3 separate regions of the Homo sapiens genome follow, and all the other regions are linked to region 1. The links are chromatin contacts, found by Hi-C or POLR2A ChIA-PET in ENCODE. All regions are on one chromosome and are shown on one strand. Each heading gives the region's core, a stretch centred on a gene start or an enhancer-like site at or near the end of the contact. The rest is flanking DNA. Distances are from core to core; before and after follow the strand shown. Region 1 holds the start of MCFD2 (multiple coagulation factor deficiency 2, ER cargo receptor complex subunit). Region 2 holds the start of MSH2-OT1 (MSH2 overlapping transcript 1). Region 3 holds the start of EPAS1 (endothelial PAS domain protein 1).

Evidence for each region. Hi-C counts contacts between places; a loop is a spot of excess contacts on that map. ChIA-PET counts read pairs that join two places held with the same protein, here RNA polymerase II (POLR2A). Pooled maps may share reads with other maps.
Region 2: a loop to region 1 is called in a map of naive thymus-derived CD4-positive, alpha-beta T cell, with 4 times the contacts of the local background. The contact joins the promoter of MSH2-OT1 here to the promoter of MCFD2 in region 1. A Hi-C loop is called at or near these places in 2 of 168 maps with a recorded cell type or tissue (CD8-positive, alpha-beta T cell and naive thymus-derived CD4-positive, alpha-beta T cell) and 6 of 50 pooled maps.
Region 3: a loop to region 1 is called in a map of gastrocnemius medialis, with 8 times the contacts of the local background. The contact joins the promoter of EPAS1 here to the promoter of MCFD2 in region 1. A Hi-C loop is called at or near these places in 1 of 168 maps with a recorded cell type or tissue (gastrocnemius medialis) and 6 of 50 pooled maps. POLR2A ChIA-PET finds 5 or more read pairs at or near these places in 1 of 52 experiments (activated T-cell).

What each region holds. Positions count from the first base shown.
Region 1 is chr2:46,913,421-46,917,901 of GRCh38, forward strand. MCFD2 (multiple coagulation factor deficiency 2, ER cargo receptor complex subunit) reads right to left here and starts at 2,386. Exons shown (of 4, transcript NM_139279.6): 1 at 2,303-2,386. It also overlaps a transcript of TTC7A not described here. RefSeq lists a silencer at 2,373-2,452 and an enhancer at 2,456-3,430.
Region 2 is chr2:47,525,742-47,530,222 of GRCh38, forward strand. It overlaps MSH2-OT1 (MSH2 overlapping transcript 1), which reads left to right and starts at 1,796. Exons shown (of 3, transcript NR_120602.1): 1 at 1,796-2,063; 2 at 2,560-2,627; 3 at 3,326-3,423. The region is part of intron 1 of KCNK12 (potassium two pore domain channel subfamily K member 12); the gene reads right to left. It also overlaps a transcript of MSH2 not described here.
Region 3 is chr2:46,295,066-46,299,546 of GRCh38, forward strand. EPAS1 (endothelial PAS domain protein 1) reads left to right here and starts at 2,342. Exons shown (of 16, transcript NM_001430.5): 1 at 2,342-2,872. The coding sequence starts at 2,847. RefSeq lists silencers at 1,796-2,375, 2,606-2,935.

The DNA of each region.
Region 1 (4,481 bases), core at 1,136-3,635:
GAAGGCAGGCGAGGGAGGGAAAGATAGAAAACAGGGAATCTAACTGCCACCTAACAAATTAAACTGCTGACAGTCAAGAGAAAGCATAAGCAACTCCCTCTACCCAAATAACAGGTTGCATCATCCATGCTCTAACTACTTAGCTCAAGGCCATGGGCTAACAGCCTGAAGATAAGCCCCAGCTCACTGGCCTTCTTTAGGAAATTATAAAGGCCAGGCTGAAGAAAAACCCAACGGAGGAGAAATTTCTGCAAAGGGACTTCAGGGCACAACCCATACCTTGAGACAGCCCTCACAAGGCGCAGCCTCAGTCCTGGGAGGGCAGTGCTGGACCATCAGGAGCAGTGCGCCTCCCAGTGCCTTGGCTGTCACAGTGCTCCCCTCCTGCTCTGCCAGCCTCTTCCTGTACCACAGCCTCCGCTCCTACTGGTTCCATCTGTCCATCTCCAACTTCCTTCCAGGACAGGTTCAAATGTCACCTCAGGATTCTTCCAGCCAAGACCAATTGCTCTCTCATCCGACCTCAGTCTGTAGCCTCTCACACTCATTTGACCTGAACATACGATCACAGGTTGTTCTCCTTTTCCATTTTTCTCTTTTCCTCCCTCTCTGAGAGTCAGGACCCTCTCTCCTCTGGCTCTCATTTACCTTACTGATCTCTGCTGAGCTGACCTGGCTCATCGCTGAATCAGGGAAGTGAGTCTTGGCACCTAGGTGTATTGTTCCCTATCCCACAGCGGATCTAGCCTAAGCTGGAACTTCCTTTGGAGGCTTCCAGTGGTTTGACCTGGCCCAACCCTTTCTTCCTGGTGTGTCATCAGTCCTATCAGCACTAAGTTTGGGGCCAGCCTTCCTGCCAGCAGCTAGTAGCAGCTTCTCCCTCAAGGGGCCCTTGGTTAAGAATTCAAACCCAAAGCAGCCAAACTCACCAACATCCAGACATCCTGTACCCACAGCCAATGCCAAAGAAAAACTGACCAGTACTTTGTCACTTACCCCTGTCATGGTCCTGGAATGAAGGCAAGAAAATAACCAACTTCCTAAGCTAAAGAAACCTCTACACGGACTGAGGGTTGAGAATTGGTTCTGAAAAAGCAGGCATTTAATATTAATAACTTGATCTATTTGTTCATCTAGGGAGCCCAAGGAGCACCCATGCTGCATTTATACATTTAATGACCGTACTAACAGCACAAGGTACTGAAGATAGTACTATGACCTCGACAAACTCCTCTCACACAGATTACAACCTGGTAGAAAAGAGAGACCGGCAGGCAGACACCCATGGGGTACCACGAAATCCCCAACTGACACCTGAAATAACACATAAAGGATAAGAAGGATTATTTCAACCAAAGGACAGTGCCTCAGACATAGCGAACATACTGAAGGAACATGTAAGCCCAGAAGGAACTTGTTCTGATCTAAGAACCAAAAAAGATTCAGTATGGTTGAAGACACAGTACAGTCGAGACAAATGAATCTAAAGTTAAAGGAAGACAGGTCATGAAGGGCTTTGCAAGCCCCGTTCAAGAGCTTGGAAGAGCAATGAGAATCCACCAAAGGGTGATAAGGGAATGGGGGGACGCTTCTGGTCACATGATCAGATTTCTGTTTTAAGACCATGGCTGTAGCCTCTCTGTATAGAACAAACTACAGAGGATGAAGAAGAGATGCAGGGATCATCAGGAAGACACCGAGGTAGTCCAGAGAAGAAAAGGTGGCCTGAACTAGGTAGGGCAGGGGGATGGGACTGGAGAATGAACGTATCCAAGACAACTTTGCAAGGGATTCGATGTGGGTGGGTAAAGGAGTGAAGCAAGTGAGAATGATGCCCAATTCTGGCTTGGGCACCCGGGTGGATGGCCATGCCCAGAGAGGGAATACAACAGGAGATCAGCTTCCCCCGCCGGGCCCGACAGGACCTGTGGTCTCCCCGAGAGAGGGAACAAGGAGCAGAGGGAGAGTAAGGCTTCCGGCCCGCTGCTTTTGGGCCGGGCCAGGAGCAGTGTCCACCCGACACAGCTGGTCCCACAGGCCGATCCTCGGGCCCCTAGGGACCAGGGAAGGGGGCGGAGATCTGCCCAGTCGGCCCCGTCTGGCTCCAGAGCCCCCGGTGGGGCACAGGCTTCCGCCCCGGGAGACAGGCCGTGCTCCTAGCCGGTTAAGCGTCCCGAGACGGCCTGGGGGCCCAGCCCGCGCCCCCAGACTACTCCTGCCTCTCATCTTGAGCCCAAGCCTCCAGCCCACAGGAGAGGCGCCGGGATCCCGCCCGCTGCGGAGAGTGCGCTAGTTCACTCACCCTTACGGTCTCCGAAGCAGACGCGAAGCCCTCCAACGTGAGCCTCACCAGCCCCCGTCCCCAAAACGCTCTTCCTCGGCTTCGCCCCGCCCCCCCCCCCCCCCCGACCTGCCCTGCGCACGCGCGCTCCCTGCCGCCCGCCCATTGGCGCCGCCGGGCCCCTCCCGCTGGCGGCGGCGGGCTGTGAGGACGGCTCGCGTGAGTCCACGTGTAATCGGCCCGGGCCCAGCACTGGCGGGACTGACGCAGTTCTTCTACCTGCTTTCCCAAGGGCGACACTCGGCTCCACTCCAGTTGGGCCGCTGGACGCCCTAGGGGCCCGGCAGTTGCTAGGCAACGCCGGAAGCCCTCAGGAACGTAGTTCCACGGGCGACGTAGGATGGCGGATCCGGATGGGGCGGACCCCAAAGCTGGCTCCCAACTCCGCTCACCCCCTCCTATACAGGGCTCTTGGTTCAGGTCTCTTGGTTCGTCCTGCTGCAAGTTGGGAAGAAAGATAATAGGAATGCTAATTCCTTCTTGATGAAACGACCACAACACGCTGGAGCCGGCCTTGGACCCTACGTTTCAAGATTGGCCTGCTTCCAGCGTCTGCCAGCTCCACTGCACAAGCTGCGGCAGCCGCTGTCCCCGTTCGCTTCCACGGGAGTCCCAGCAAGACTATGCGACCCAGTTCAAATACCATCTTCCATGTACCGTTCGTGAAATCAGCAGCTTTTGACATTCAAGAGAGGACAGATTACTTAAAAACAGACTCATGAACAAATAGGGAAACGAATACATCATCCCTGTATCGAATTCATCCCTGTATAATCCTGCCCTTACACCTGTGCTCCTATACAAGATTAACATTCAGTAAGTATCCATTGACCTGATGGATAAATGAGTGTAGGACGGTCGTTTTGTTTTTTTGTTTTGTTTTGTTTTGTTTTGAGACGGAGTCTCGCTCTGTCCCAGGCTGGAGTGCAGTGGTGGGATCTCGGCTCACTGCAACCTCCGCCTCCCAGGTTCAAGCTCTTCTCCTACCTCAGCCTCCCGAGTAGCTGGGATTACAGGCGCGTGCCACCTTGCCCGGCTAATTTTTGTATTTTTAGTAGAGACGGGGTTTCACCGTGTTGGCCAGGCTGGTCTCTAACTGCTGACCTCTTGATCCTCCCGCCTCAGCCTCCCAAAGTGCTGGGATTACAGGCGTGAGCCACCACTCCCGGCAGGACGGTCGTTTTTTTTAAAGCCCTTCTCCCATTTCTGTCCATAAAGGTACATAATCGTTTTTCAAATGAGCCTGGGTCCGGACAGGAAAGACAAAGAAAGTGGCTAAGTAGTTAGATGCCTTGAAAGTTGCCTAACGCCACTGCCATTGACGGTCTCATTCCTTTTCCCACCTTCATCTGAGATTGAAATCTGCCACCCCATCCCAGAGAAAAATCCCATAATCCCTAATTTTTTTTTCTTTTTTTAAAGAAAAGAGTCTCCATGGTGCCCAGCTCGTCTCGAACTCCTGGGTTCAAGCAATCCTCCCACCACCTCCGCCTCCCAAAGTGCTGGGATTACAGGGGTGAGCCACCGCGCCGGGACAAAGAATCCCTAAGTTTTGAGGAAACCCTATTAATTCAAGACCCATTCTTCTTTCCTTACTCTGAACTTTGGATTAGTTTGATCTAGTTCCTCCTTCTACCCTGCATCTGCCATTCATCCATCTCTTCATCCATTCATCCACCCCTCCCTTTGTTCATTTATTCATTCAATAACATTTCTTGAATATCTTCTATGTACTAGGCGCTCTACTAGGAGCTACTAGAGATACAAATAAGACAAATGAAGTGTCAAGAAGCTGGTGTCTGGTAGATGGATAAAGTGTCCTCATTCTAGCCAGTGCTTTCATTTTTTTCCTATGGATGTTATCCTGTGTTATGTCTCTCTTGAATCTACAGTCACTCCCTCTCTACCAGATAATTCCCATCAACATATAAACTTGCTGTATTTTCTCCCCCACCATACCACTGAAACTGCAATCTCCATGCAAATCTAGTGGTCTCTTTGATCTCTTGTTTTTATTTTACTTGCCCTCTCAACACTGTTTTATCAAAGCCAACCACTCTCACTTAGAAACACTTTCTTCTCTTGTTTTCTGACACCACACACTCTGGGTCCTTCTGCTACCTCACTCATTATCCTTTCT
Region 2 (4,481 bases), core at 546-3,045, 610 kb after region 1:
AGAGGGAGTCACAGGAGGAGGGATGGAGAGGGCAGTGCCCACTCAGGGAATGGGGCAGGGAGTGGTCCCTGTGCAGGGCTCCCAAGGACCCATAAATAGATGCCGTGAAAGCACATATGCCTGTTCTAACAGGGAGCCTTGCAGCCCCACCAGCAAAAGTTAAGAAGGAATGATAGTGGCTCCAGTGATGTAAGATCACCCCCATGCCCCATCCACTGCGGGTCCCCTGAGCCATGTGTCAGCCCAGAGCTAGAGGGGGAGGCTAAATAAGCTCTGATTAGAAGTGAATTTGAAGATTTGATTAAACAACTGAGAACGAGTCTCAATCTTAAAACTGGTACTTAATTAACAACAACAACAACAACAAAAGAGGCCGGGCGTGATGGCTCATGCCTGTAATCCCAGCACTTTGGGAGGCCAAGGTGGGCAGGTCACTTGAGGTCAGGAGTTCAAGACCAGCCTGACCAATATGCAAAAACCCCGTCTCTCCTAAAAATACAAAAAAAAAAAAAAAATTAGCCAGGTGTGGCGGCGGGTGCCTGTAGTCCCAGCTACTCGGGAGGCTGAGGCAGGAGAATGCCGTGAACCCAGGAGGCGGAGCTTGCAGTGAGCCGAGATTGCGCCACTGCACTCCAGCCTGGGCAACAGAGTGAGACTCCCTCAGAAAAAAAAAAAAAAAGAGAAAGAAAGAAAAGAAACAAAGAAACTGGCTGAGCCTGGTGGCTCACGCCTGTAATCCCCAGCACTTTGGGAGGCCAAGGTGGGTGCATCACTTGAGGCCAGGAGTTCAAGACCAGCCTGGGCAACTTGGCGAAACTCCGTTTATACTAAAAATACAAAAATTAGCCGGGCATAGTGGAGTGCACTTGTAATCCCAGCTACTTGGGAGGCTAAGCCAGGAGAATCGCTTGAATCCGGGAGGCAGAGGTTGCAGTGAGCCAAGATCGCGCCACTGCCTTCCAGCCTGGGCGACAGAGCGAAACTCCGTCTCAAAAACAAACAAAAACCCCAAAACACAAAAAGACATAAAAACTATTTGGATAACTCTAGCATTTACCCAAGATGTTAAGGAATCTAAAAGGGAGTTCTTAAAGACAATAGATGAGACAAAGCCATTTCCAGTGTCGGCCCATTTAATAAACTGGTTCCACCTGGATTTTCTCTTCATTGTGGTGAAAGCCACCACCTAACAATGCTGGCCCTGCCTGCATCATCGCATGTCATCATGACAACCTATGGGGGAGAACAGCTCCATTCAACAGATGCAGAAACTGCAGGTTAAAGGGTGAAAAGCAGTTGCGAAGTCCCCACAGCTTGGAAATGGTGGAGCCGAGACTGAAACCCAGGTGTGCTAGCATCTAAAGTTCATGCTCTTTCCACCACATTAGACTGTATTCTGAGGGCACCAAGGAAGCTCCATTTTTCTTAAGAAACCAAATTGCAGTCCTCCAGGACCACAGCCAGGGGAGCATCTTCGTGGGAGAGTGGCTGCTGCTCAGAGTTGTGACTCCCATCCTTAAGAGTCCTCTGTCCTCTCTGGCCTCCTTTCTACTGATCATTGCTGTCCCCTTCACAGGGGAGAGGGGCCATGGCCTATCCCCTAAAGAGTCTGCCAAGGTAGACTCATAACCTCCCCGTGGCACAGCTCAGACAAGCTGGGCTATTTACATAAGACTTGACCCAGGGCTTGAGGACAGCGCGAGGAATGAGGTGCAGAGGAGACTGCTGCTTCTGGGTGACAGTCTGCCTGGCTGACCACAGCTGGGGTACTCATTGGCCTCTTGAGGCCCCCCACAGGCCTGCCCTGCCTGACCTACTCTTGTGAGGCCAAGGCCATCTCCTCCACTCTCTGGGGGCCTCTTCTGACTCCTCCAAACTCTTCCATGTCTGGACTCCTGGCTTCTGCCCAAGGCCATCTATTGGAGTTTGGGTTTCCAGTTGAGGATCTGCCTTTTTCCTGGATGACCAAACCTAGAATGTGACCGGCCTCATGCTCCCTCCTCACAAGGGTGTGGCTTTATCCGAGGGCCTCAGCAAGGCAACCAACACCAGACATGAAGCTGGTAAGACCAACATCCACCTATTCATTCCTTCAGCAAACATTTACTGTGGACAGCATCAGGTTGGCAGTATCATGCAAGGCTCAGAAATATGGTGGAAAACCAGACAGATGCAGTTCCTGTCCTCAGTCTCTAGGCTGCCTTCCTAGAGGCCCCTCACTGGGTTTCTTAGCAGTTTTGTACAGATCCTACCCCCTTTGCTGCCAGCAGGCTCACCTCTGGGACAGGGCGCATATAGTCTGGGCCAGAACTTGTCCTGGGGTCTTCTTACGGCCCTGGTTCAGCTTGCATTCAGCATAACAACTTAGCTAGGGAGTGCTGCAGGCCCCAAATGATGCTAAATACTAGACTAGCTGTGTAACACCATCTGCCCAGAATGAAGGGACAGGTGAGGCAGAAGGGTCTCCGACAGCGCACAGGGCAACCAGTGAAAGCGTCCTTACTGTCCTGTTCCTGAGGTCTCTCTGTGCCTGCTTTACTGCCCTTCGCTTTCCTACAGAGCACACTCAGCTCATCCTGGGAGACAAGGTGGGGGTGGAGGATGGTCCATCCTTCTTCCGCATCAAGGTCAGTAGGTTCAGAGCTCTGGGGGGGTGCTGAGACCCTGGGACAGGCTTCCTGCTGAGGGCACTGGGGCCTATGCTTGTGCCACTGCCTAGCCAGTTGCCTCCCAGAGTAGAGAAGCAGTCTCCCAAGCTCTTGCAATTTGTGGGGAGCCAAGCTGCTCTGGAGAGGGGCCTCAAAGCTTCAGCCAGAGAAAAGGCAAACCCAGCCACCCTGAGAATCTCCTCCTCCCCCTCAATCACACCCTGCAGAGGCGTGATCTGTCCCTGGGTTCGCACCAAGCCTGCTATTTTGTTTATGCCACAATTGATCTGCCATCCCAGTTTGCAAAGAGCAGACACTTGGGGGCTTTATTATGCCACTTTGACAAAAGCTGTGAAGCTCGTTCCCACAGCCTGTCTGGTGCCGCCTTCGCAAATGGGGCCCTGGTGATGGGGCCTTCGGAGTTCAGCTCAGAGAGCATGGAAGTGAGATGGAGAGGCCAGCACTGATCTGTATCGTGCAGCCCTGGGCGGCAGCCTCGGTTGGGCCCTTGACACACTCCTCCCATCCAGGCCCCCAGCCACCCTGTGAGGGAGGCACTATTACGCCCAAAAATGCAGGCAAGGAAATGGGCTGAGGGAGGGGAAGCATTCACTGAAGTTAGTTTGTACGTGGCTGAGCTGGCCCTGAAGCCCATGCCCTTTCCACTTGCCAGACAGATGGGAAGTCTTGACTCATTACCCGCTGGAGACTTTTCCTGCTGGGCTCTGCACTGTCAACTGTGAGAGAGGGAAATAAAACGTACTGTACAGTCCAATCTGGGATACTTCTGAGAGTGAAAGTGGCTCTACTAGTAATTACCCCAGGACAGCATGTATAAACCAGGGCTGTTCCAAGCAACTGGGACACATGATTAAAATGCAGATTCCATGGCAGGTCCCGCTCAGAGGTTTATTTAGTGGGTCAGAAAATGGGCCCAGGAATTTCATTTTAACAAATGTCTCCAGATAAATCTGATGTAAATGGAATATTCCTTTAAGAATGCCATTCCTTTAAGAAATAATGTTAATAAGGTATTCCAGATGACCCTATTGGTTGGAATCTGTCCAACTACAAATATTTTGATTTAAATTTCCATTGACCTAAAATTTTTGTGGTGGGCACTGCAGCTCTCTCCTTACCAATCATTCTCCCAGCCTGTACTATATTGAGTAGCAGCCAGGCTACTTGGAGAACAGACTGAACTCCAGGAATGGGCTCTATTAGTCTAGGCCAATCAGGATAATCCAGTTCCTTACCATGACTGGCTCAAGAATGGGTAGACCTAAGTCAATCAGTGCAGAGCATTTTCATGACTACAGAGAAACCATGGGAAGGCTGAGGCGTGGACTCAGTGGGCAGGGATGGAAAAAGACTCAGAAATACTGGGCATGGCCCATGGCTCATTAGGGTTGCCAGGTAAAATACAGAACACCCAGTTAAATATGACTTGGGTAAACAAGAAATCATTTTTTAAGTATAAGTATGTCCCAAATATTGCATAGGACATACTTATACTAAAATATAGTTGATTATCTGAAATTCAAATTTCACTGGGCATGCTGTCTTTTTATTTCCTAAACCTGGCAACCCTACTCATGACTCCACTTGTCAGCTTGGTACACTCCTCTGAGAAGCTTCTCCCAATATTCCCATCTCATTTGATCCTTCCTGACTGGCCAGTGTTGGGATTAAGAGCCTCACTTTAATCAAGGAACCCAAGGCTCACACAAGGCTGAGCCCTGCCCAGCCAGGCCAGCGGCCAGGCCTCCCCATGTCCCTCTCTCTCCTAACAGGGAGGAGTGGGAGATGGGGGAGGGCTGTGGGATGGAGGGC
Region 3 (4,481 bases), core at 1,092-3,591, 620 kb before region 1:
TGATGGAATTTCTAACATTTAAGCTCAGGGGTACATGTGCAGGATGTGCAGGTTTGTTACATAGGTAAATGTGTACCATGGTGGTCCACTGCACAGATCATCCCATCACCTAGGTATTAAGCCCAGCATCCGTTAGCTATTGTTCCTGATGCTCTCCCTCCTCCCACCCCTCACCCTCTGACACGCCCCAGTCTGTGCTGTTCCTCCCATGTGTCCATGTCTTCTTAGGTTGATGTGGTCTTGAGTGACCCCTCCTTGCCTTTCCTCTTTAAAAACAAGATCTAAAAGGCTATGTTCTCTATGGGTTGGAGGTGTTGCCTCGATCTGTCAAGCACAGTCCAGGACTCAGAGGCTGTTGTGGTGAACTACTGTAGGCACCTGGAAGCCACCAAGGTGCCCTTTTCCCGCACTCTAGTCCCAAGTGAGGGAAATAAGCCTATGGTTAAGGGAGAACTATCTACCAATTTGAACTCATTAAAATACATAAATGTGTCCACTAGAAATGGCTGGCTGGAGAAGCCCAGTACCAAATCACCCCGTTCCTGAAACCCACCAGCCCCATGAAATAGTTCGCTAGAGAGAGATTTGCAATCTTTGAATTCGTTGACTATCAACCTGTATAGGTGCTCCGTGCCCCGAGATCTGAGAAAATGACAAAATACGTCTACTTCCCGGCCGGGCACAGTGACTCACGCCTGTAATCCCAATACTTTGAGAGGCCAAGTTGGGCAGATCACTTGAGGTCAGGAGTTTGAGACCAGCCTGGCCAACATGGTAAAACTCCCGTCTCTACTAAAAATACAAAAATTAGCTGAGGGTGGTGGTGGGCGCCTTTAATTCCAGTTACTCCGGAGGCTGAGCCACAAGAATCGCGGGAAGCGGAGGTTGCAGTGAGTCGAGATGGGGCCACAGCACTCCAGCCTGGGCGACAGAGTGGGACTCAGTCTCAAAAAAAAAAAAAAAGTATTTCCCAATTCTTCGTCAGTTTTTGCCCTCTCCCCACTTCGCCTTCTCCAGGCTCCTGAAAAGTATCTCCCCCAACCCTTTCTGTGTACACGGGGAAAACACGTGTTCATTTTTATTATGGCGCTGAAACCTACCCTTCTCTTCAAATCGCTTCTGTAGATCGTTCTAGTATAAAATGTGGCAAGAGGCTAAAGGGAGAGATATAGACCAGTTCTTTGGCCCTCGCTTTCCAACTTCAAGTTACACCTGTGAAACTCATGGGTCCTTCCACAGCCTTCAAAAACTAAGGGCGTCCCCTGTCCTCTCCCCAGATGTCCCTTCCCCATCGCCGGTAGCGAGTGGGAGACAGCTCAGCGCGGGGCAGGGGAGCACTGGGCCCGGAGATGGAAGGCAGCGTCAAAAGCGCCGCTGGAAAATCCCTGAGCGCTAACCGTTGCCTGTGTGAGCCCTTAAATCTACAAATTTCCAACACCTGTAGCCTTTGGGTTTCCCAGGACTTCCATCGACCCTGGCGGCAGAGAGGGCAGGCCTGAGATGCAGTGACTTGAGGGCACATGGCCAACTCTTGTCACTCCAAGATCACACTGGGGAACCAGACTGACTTCTCCAATTCTGAACTCGCCCCGGCCTCGGGCGGCTCAAAGGGCCTCCTCTGCCGCATCCCCGCCAAAACCAAACCGCCTGGCACAAGCCGGTAAGCAACCACCCTGCTGGGAGAGGGAAGGAAGAGTAGGCGCAGCCCTAGATCAATTTCCTTGCACTGCTTCTCCCAGACGGTCAAGTCAGCTGCGTCCCACCGAAAAGGGCGCATCGCCCACGCCCGAAACGCAGCCGCTGGGGGCCGAGAAATTATCCCCACCTGGCCCGAGGGCCAGGGACGCAGGAGCGCAGCAGCGTGGAGGGGCTCCGCGCTGGCCCGGCGCTGCCCGCGGTCCTGCCCTCGTTCCAAGGGCACGGCGCCGGTACGAGGACACCGACGCTGTGGCGCAACTGCCGTCCCCCGCAGCAATCCCGGAGCCCGGCTCCCGGCCGCCCCTCGGCCCTGCGCAGGCTGCCTCTCCCCGACGCGGAGTCCCACCCCGCTACCCGCCGCCCAGACGACCTCATAAACAAGTCCTCGAAGTGCGGAGGCAGGAGGCGGGGCGCAGCGCGGGGGCAGGAGGCGGGCCAGGGTCAGGGCAGAGGCTGCGGCCGCGCGTCCCCATTGGCCGGGACGCAGTGAGCCGCCCGGAGCTCGGCGCGGGCGGGGCCTGCCGGCGCGTGCCCGCCCACACACCCGCGCCGGTGCCCGCCCCCCGCCCTCCGCGCCCGCCCCGTGCCCGCCCCAAGCCGGCCGACGGAGTTTTTAAAGTGGGCTGCCGGCCGCGGGAGCTTTACACTCGCGAGCGGACCGCCACACGGGTCCGGTGCCCGCTGCGCTTCCGCCCCAGCGCTCCTGAGGCGGCCGTACAATCCTCGGCAGTGTCCTGAGACTGTATGGTCAGCTCAGCCCGGCCTCCGACTCCTTCCGACTCCCAGCATTCGAGCCACTTTTTTTTTTCTTTGAAAACTCAGAAAAGTGACTCCTTTTCCAGGGAAAAAGGAACTTGGGTTCCCTTCTCTCCGTCCTCTTTTCGGGTCTGACAGCCTCCACCCACTCCTTCCCCGGACCCCGCCTCCGCGCGCAGGTTCCTCCCAGTCACCTTTCTCCACCCCCGCCCCCGCACCTAGCCCGCCGCGCGCCACCTTCCACCTGACTGCGCGGGGCGCTCGGGACCTGCGCGCACCTCGGACCTTCACCACCCGCCCGGGCCGCGGGGAGCGGACGAGGGCCACAGCCCCCCACCCGCCAGGGAGCCCAGGTGCTCGGCGTCTGAACGTCTCAAAGGGCCACAGCGACAATGACAGCTGACAAGGAGAAGAAAAGGTAAGCGGGCGTCCGGGCCGATCAGGGGGCCGGTCCGAGGCCAGGGCCGGGCTGCGCGGGGCAGGCGCGACCGAGAGTGGTTGGGAGAAGAGTGCTGAGAGGTCTTCGGAGCTCGAGGCTCGGTTTGGAGGGCTGTGAGGGGGAGAGCATGTGCCCGGTTTGGGGGCGCGGATCAGCAGCTTTGCAGTGGAGACTTCTGCGGCTCGGAGGAGTCGGGGATTTGCGCGCACGGCGAGGCCAGGAGGCCGAGGGAGATGGCCTGGAGGTCGGAGGTGCTTCCGCGGTGCCTTTGAAAATCTCCCAGCCGCCCCGCAGCAGATTACCGTGGCCACCGGCGCTTGGAAATGTTTGTGGGTGCATGTCCTCGACTTTCTCTGGTCTCTCATTTTGGGGCAGCATCCACGTCTCTATTTTTCTCTGGATTCGCGGAGTCCTTCCAAATGCGCTCCTGTGCCCGCGCCGCGGCCCAAGTGGGCAAAGGGGGGCGGGAGGCGGAGAGCGGCTCAGGGACACGATCCTACCGAGGAGCCAGGACCCTTCAGAGCGCCCCGCTGCCGGGCTCCAGACCCCACCGAAGGTTGGAGAACCCACTTCCTCGTGCCGCACCTTGACTCTGGGGAGAGTAGGTAGTGAGTGACCTGGATTGCCCTGCGGGGGCAGATGGTTCGGTGTGTAGGAAGCGGACGGCAACACTGGATGTCCCTGGCAGGTCCGGGTGTCTGTCTCCGAAGAGGACAGAGAAGGGCAGCCACGATCTGCCCGCCTGCCCTCGCGAGCCTCTCGGCACTGGGTGAGAGGCAACTCTGGCCATTTCTTGCTGCCCTCTCGCCCTCTCCCGGCCGCTCCCAGTCCAGCCGGGCCCGGCGCTACCCGAGCGAGGGTTCGAGCCCTCTGCGCGGCCGCGCAGAAGCAGGCAGGGCCTCAACTTCTGCAAATGTGTGCGGCTCGCCGCCTGTCCCCTTTCTCCTCCTGTCTCCACCCGTGCGGCCCCAGTGGCCTGGAGCTTCCAGCCCCGCGCTTGGCCGCGGCTTGGCGAGGCTATGCTGCGGGAAGCTGGAATCCAACGCGCGGCCGGCTGAACCGCCTGAGCCGCGGGAAACCAGCGGCGGAGCGGCGGTATAGAGGTGCGAGGATGAGGAGGACCGACTCGCTAAGGGAGGGAGGTGACTGGCCGGGAGGGCTCACTGCCGAGGTTGATTTGCTCTTGTTCCAACTTCCACTACGGGACTGGAGCCAGAAACCGTGTATCCTCCGGTCGAAAGCAGCGGTTCCCACCTCGGGGCACCGATAAGGATTTGATAAACGGGAGCGAATCGCGCCTGTCCTGGCTCGGCGCCCGGGCCCTTCACTGCGGGATCGCTAGGGGAGGGGATTGGGCCCTGCTCCCCTTTCCTGGCCGTAGTCCCCCCTTTCTCGTCACCGTCGCGCCCTCAGACCCAAGACAAGTGAGGGAGCCCTGAGACTGCAGCCGGCACATTCCCAGGGCCCTCGGAGCAGTCCTGGGGTTCCATGTCTTTTGAAGGCAGCAGAGCAAGGAAAAGACTCTTAAGATTCCAGTGCGTTTTGTAAAAACCAATCATAATGCTAATAATGACTGAACCATCGAAAA